Linked DNA regions of Homo sapiens: region 2 is linked to region 1. The links are chromatin loops, found by intact Hi-C in ENCODE. Cell type or tissue: endothelial cell of umbilical vein. All regions are shown on one strand. Region 1 overlaps NF2 (NF2, moesin-ezrin-radixin like (MERLIN) tumor suppressor). Region 2 overlaps ASCC2 (activating signal cointegrator 1 complex subunit 2).

What was found. A loop is a pair of places that touch in the nucleus more often than their neighbours do. Peaks named below come from ENCODE experiments on the same cell type or tissue, not always from the same donor. Only the 100,000 strongest peaks of a DNase experiment are listed, where the experiment ranks them.
Region 2: it touches region 1 in a loop (5-fold over the local background); 1 of 110 quality-filtered maps calls a loop at or near these places.

The regions. Positions count from the first base shown.
Region 1 is chr22:29,634,537-29,637,036 of GRCh38, reverse strand. NF2 (NF2, moesin-ezrin-radixin like (MERLIN) tumor suppressor) reads right to left here. Exons shown (of 16, transcript NM_000268.4): 2 at 161-286. Among named protein-coding and RNA genes, the nearest start is that of NF2, 32 kb to the right of the region's middle. In endothelial cell of umbilical vein, a CTCF peak has its summit at 1,115 (motif pointing left); a DNase peak (open chromatin) is centred at 1,076; H3K27ac peaks cover 1,125 bases.
Region 2 is chr22:29,806,210-29,808,709 of GRCh38, reverse strand. It overlaps ASCC2 (activating signal cointegrator 1 complex subunit 2), which reads left to right. Exons shown (of 20, transcript NM_032204.5): 9 at 525-599; 10 at 1,806-1,913; 11 at 2,157-2,225; 12 at 2,420-2,494. Among named protein-coding and RNA genes, the nearest start is that of ASCC2, 31 kb to the left of the region's middle. In endothelial cell of umbilical vein, no CTCF peak of the experiment used is centred here; no DNase peak of the experiment used is centred here.

The DNA of each region.
Region 1 (2,500 bases):
TAGCATCTCTACGTCCTGCTTTCTGCATGACTTAATTCAGGAATGTGCCCCCTTCTCTACTATACAGCTACAGCGCCCCAGTGATGAGCTAGGCGCCTGCTCAGGGAAAAACTGGAAAGCTCACGTCAGCCCCACCAGTTTCATCGAGTTCTAGCCCAACCTTCTTGTCCATTTTGAGCCAGGCCACTGTGTCCTTGATTGTGTACTGCAGTCCAAAGAACCAGGTTTCTCGGAGCCCCAGAGTCCGGCACACCAAATCAAAGAGGTCCTTCCCTTTCCACTTCATCTGCAATAACAAACCAATGGGGAAGGACACTGTGAGCAAAAATCATTAATAAAACCTTTTCTCTGCACTCTCCACTCTCAGGTTCCAAAACGTGGGGATGACACTAAGACAGCTGATGAGGACTGAATTCCTAAATAATTTTAAAGCTTCCTTTACAAACCCATGAGTGGGAAAATACCAATTAGAGCTTAATGGCTTAATCACTGCAAAGCATACACAATACATCCCTTGGACAGTTCCTTACGGATTTTAACATCTCCAAAGCTGCTAATTTAGGAAAGCTGGTAAATAAGCATCCTCATTTAGGAGAGTCTAGCCTCTTAAGTTAACTCGGGGAGATGGCTAGCTTCTAGGGACATTCATTCCCTTGAAATTTTGTTGTTGATTTTTTTTTTAAATCATTACTTTGCCCTTTGATAAAAGGCTAGTATTCCTTTAAATAAGACTGGTTTTACTACAAGTTTTTTTTTAATATAAAGAAATCATAATCAAAGTCATAAATCATGGAGAAAAAGAACCATGAGAGACCAGACAGTCCAATCACAGGTCTGTCCTGTCAAGGATGCCTAACTGAGGCCAAAGGGGAAGCTACTCACCCAGTCACCCAGAGCAAATTCAAACTCCTGGTATCTAAACCCAGGTGACGAATAGATATCAATATACTGTAGTGTGTTTATCCTATAGCCTCACTTTCAAAAGAACCTGAAGCAATGGCAATCTCTTTTCTCAGCTATTCCATCTGCTATGTGGAAAAGCAAGTTCAATGTCTTAAGGGAAGAGAATGGCTGGCAACTTAGTAAATGTTGCCACCTAGTGGCTTTCAAGTTAAACCACCAGGATGTTCCCATACAACCCCTTAGTTGCTGCTTGCCCCCTCCTTGCCCCAACCACCCCTAAATATCAGATGGACATTCAAATACAAACTCGAGTGCATTAGGATCATATGAGATGCATCATAGAAATGGTGGTCATGAAAGAGTAATCTTTCGACAGACATGGGAAAAATGAGACCACTCAATTGCAGAAGCATCCGTCCCTTCCTGCCCTCATTAGAAATCTCCACTCAAAGTCTTGGCACACTGAAGATGTATATAATGAAAAGGAATGAAAAAAATTCTTAGGCAGCCGGGCGTGGTGGTTCACACCTGTAATCCCAGCACTTTGGGAGGCTGAGGCAGGCGAATCATGAGGTCAGGAGATCGAGACCATCCTGGCCAACATGGTGAAACCCTGTCTCTAGTAAAATACTAAAAAATTAGCCAGGTGTGGTAGCGCATGCCTGTAGTCCCAGCTACTCGGGAGGCTGAGGCAGGGGAATCACTCGAAACCGGGAGGCGGAGGTTGCAGTGAGCCGAGATCATGCCACTGCACTCCAGCCTGGCGACAAAGCAAGACTCCATCTCAAACAAACAAACAAAAAATCTTAGGGTTTAGAGACTTGCTATAAAACCAAGAAGGGAAAAATAAGTTAGACCTCTGATACCTGATTGGTTTTTGCTAAAACCTGATTCTACAGGGGAGTTTTCAAGTAGGCTTTTCATTTTTAACACATATGAATGAACAGTGGGTTCTCTACAAGGTACTCAACAGGAAAGCCCATCCCTTCTCTGTGTTTGCAGTCAAAGTCAAGCAAAGCAGCAACCTAGATGGAAGAATATCAGGACCACAGCAGACAAGTAGCTGAGATGCATACTGGCTTTTATCTTTTAGCAGGGCCGTTTCTCCTATCTGTCCTTCAACTTCTGCCCTGTCTCCTCTCTGACTATAGTGGGGCCACTGGAACACTATAAAGATTGAGGTCTTTAGGGATTATTTTGAGAAGAATAAAAGAAAATGATGAGTTTTATTTTTAACAGATGATCTCCTTCCTCGTTTTTAAGGCTGAGTAATGGGCACATCCATTTCCCAGTCTGACAATAGGACAAAAAGCTTTTTAATTCACCAAAAGTTTTAATTCCTACAGGCAGACTTCACTGAAGAAATGTTATTTTGGAAAACTAGAAGTTTCAGGATGCTGATTATCCTCTTGTCTCTATTTTAAGGCAGCTCTAGTATATAAATTATAAATGACTACCTTGCTACAAGATAATGTAACATTAAAGAACAGGCATTAACTTGGAAAAGGTAAACACCCAAGGGTTGAGAAGATCAAGGTAACGATTCCCAATCTGCCATAACTCATGGTCATGGCTGGGCTGGGCTTTGGCAAGAAGG
Region 2 (2,500 bases), 170 kb before region 1:
CTGGGGCTACAGGTGTGGACCACCATGCCTGGCTAATTTTTGTATTTTTTGTAGAGATGGAGTTTCACCAGCCTGTTTCCCAGGCTGATCTTGAGCTCCTGGCTCAAGCAATCTTCCTGCCTCAGCCCCACAAAGTGCTGGGATTACAGGCATGAGCCACTGTGCCTGGCTAACTGACAGTTTTTGAGCAAGAAAATTACAAGCAAGTAATCTTGGATCTGCTTCTCAAACTTCAGTGGGTTCCGAGTGGCCTTCTGATTCCTCTGTTAGTATGAGCCTATCTGGGCCTCAGTTGCCCATCTGAATGAGGGACATGGCTATAGGTCACTTCTTATGAGCTGTTCCTGGGACCAGCCCTAGTGGGTCAGTCTGGGGTGAGCTCAGGGAAGAACCAAGGGGTCCCTGGAGAAAATTGTGTGGAAAAAGAAATGGGCCTTCCCACTCCCTGGGGTTTGCTTTGATGTTCTTATGAAGTGTGGTATTTATGAACTAATCCAACATTTTCCCTGTGTGTGCCTGCACAGACTAGCTTCCTTCTACGAAGCAGCAATTCCCGAAATGGAGTCTGCAATTAAGAAGAGGAGGCTTGAAGATAGCAAGTGAGGCGGGGACAAAATTAAGAATGTTGTTGTGGGACAGAGAGGCCCGAGCAGGGCCCTGCCTTCCCTGGGCATTAGCATCCCTATCTCTAAGACAAGTGGGTGGGACCAGGGACTGTGCAGCTTTGAGCTTCTGCATCCCTATCTAGCCACTTCCTGACCTCTGCATTTGTTTTTTTTTTTGTTGTTGTTGTTGTTGTTTGAGACAGGGTCTTGCTCTGTCACCCAGGCTGGAGTGTAGTGGTGCAGTCACAGCTCACTGCAGCCTTGACCTCCTGACATCAATCAATCCTCCCACTTCAGTCTCCCGAGTAGCTGGGATTATAGGCGTGTGCCACCACACCTGGCTAATTTTTGTATTTTTTGTAGAGATGGGGTTTTGACGTGTTGGCCAGGCTGGTCTTGAACTGCATTTTTTTTTAAACTCTTAGCATATTAAAAAAAATATATGTTCTCTGTAGACTTGTATGAAGACCTAATAAGAAAGACTGCAACAACTAGAGTTAAGTGTTACTAAACACCGTGAAGGAGACTTGACCCAAAGTCCTGCTTGTACTAAGGCAATTATGTCTATTAACCCAATCCCCCAAAATACCATGATGGCTGGGCCCTGCATTGAAGCCCTTCCCTCAGCTGTTACTCCATGCTCTTGGTACTCAGCCTGCTGGTTCCTGACCCACCGTTTGAACTGAGAAGCAGCCCTGGAAGCAGCTATCTTCTCTGGGCCTATGGCTTTTGCCAGCTGCTCTCAGCAGTGAATTGTGAGGCCTTCTCTGCTCCAGGGAGGCACCTGCAACTGCTGGGGAGAAGCTCCCTTTGTGCCTTTTTTTCTTTTTCTTTTTCTTTTCCCTTTTTTTTTTTTTTTTTTTTTTTTTGAGACAGGGTCTTGCTCTGTCACCCAGGCTGGAATGGCACCATCATGGCTCACTGCAGCCTTGACCTCCCAGGCGAATGCGATCCCCCTGCCTTAGCCTCCCCAGGAGCTGGAACTACAGGCCTGCATCACCACACTTGACTAATTTTTTGTATTTTTTGTAGAGACAGGATTTCACTTAGTTGCTCAGGCTGGTCTCAAACTCCTGGGGCTCAAGTGATCCTCCCACCTCAGATTCCCAAGATGCTAGGGTTTCAGGTGTAAACCACTGCACCTGGCCCCTCAGGGCCTTTTTGTCTCCTAAACCTGTGTCTTTTTTCTCTCTGGCCTAGGCTTCTTGGTGACCTGTGGCAGAGGCTCTCCCATTCCAGGAAGAAGCTAATGGAGATTTTCCACATCATCCTGAACCAGATCTGCCTCCTTCCCATCCTAGAAAGCAGGTAAGCCCTCACGAATTGCCTCCTGGTGGAAGAGTCTCCTCCCCAAGCCCTTCAGGAGCGTTTCCATTATTTCATCTTGGCTTCCTCCACTGCACTGGGGTTGGCTGAACAGAGATGAGAAACCAAGAAAAATGCCTCATTCCTCCACTGGGCCCCAGCCTTAAAGAGGGGCAGCGGGTGTGTAAAGGAGCTGCAGCTCATCTTGCATTGCATGAGCTCATCTTCCCTGGTGTCTTGTTCTAGCTGTGACAACATTCAGGGCTTCATCGAAGAGTTCCTTCAGATCTTCAGCTCCTTGCTGCAGGAGAAGAGGTGAGTGTGGCTGAGCTGGCCTGGGCCCATGACCCTCCCACAGGTCCCCAAGAGGCCTTACATGATAGACCCCCGCTATAGGCCCACCACAGCTCTAATAAGGTCGGGCTGCAAACACAGGGAGTGGCCTGCAGCAGCACAGCATTCCTGTGGCCCCAGCTCTGTCCATCCCATCTGCTCTCATCTGCCTGCAGGTTCCTCCGGGACTATGATGCACTCTTCCCCGTGGCCGAAGACATCAGCTTGCTGCAGCAGGCCTCATCAGTCTTGTATCC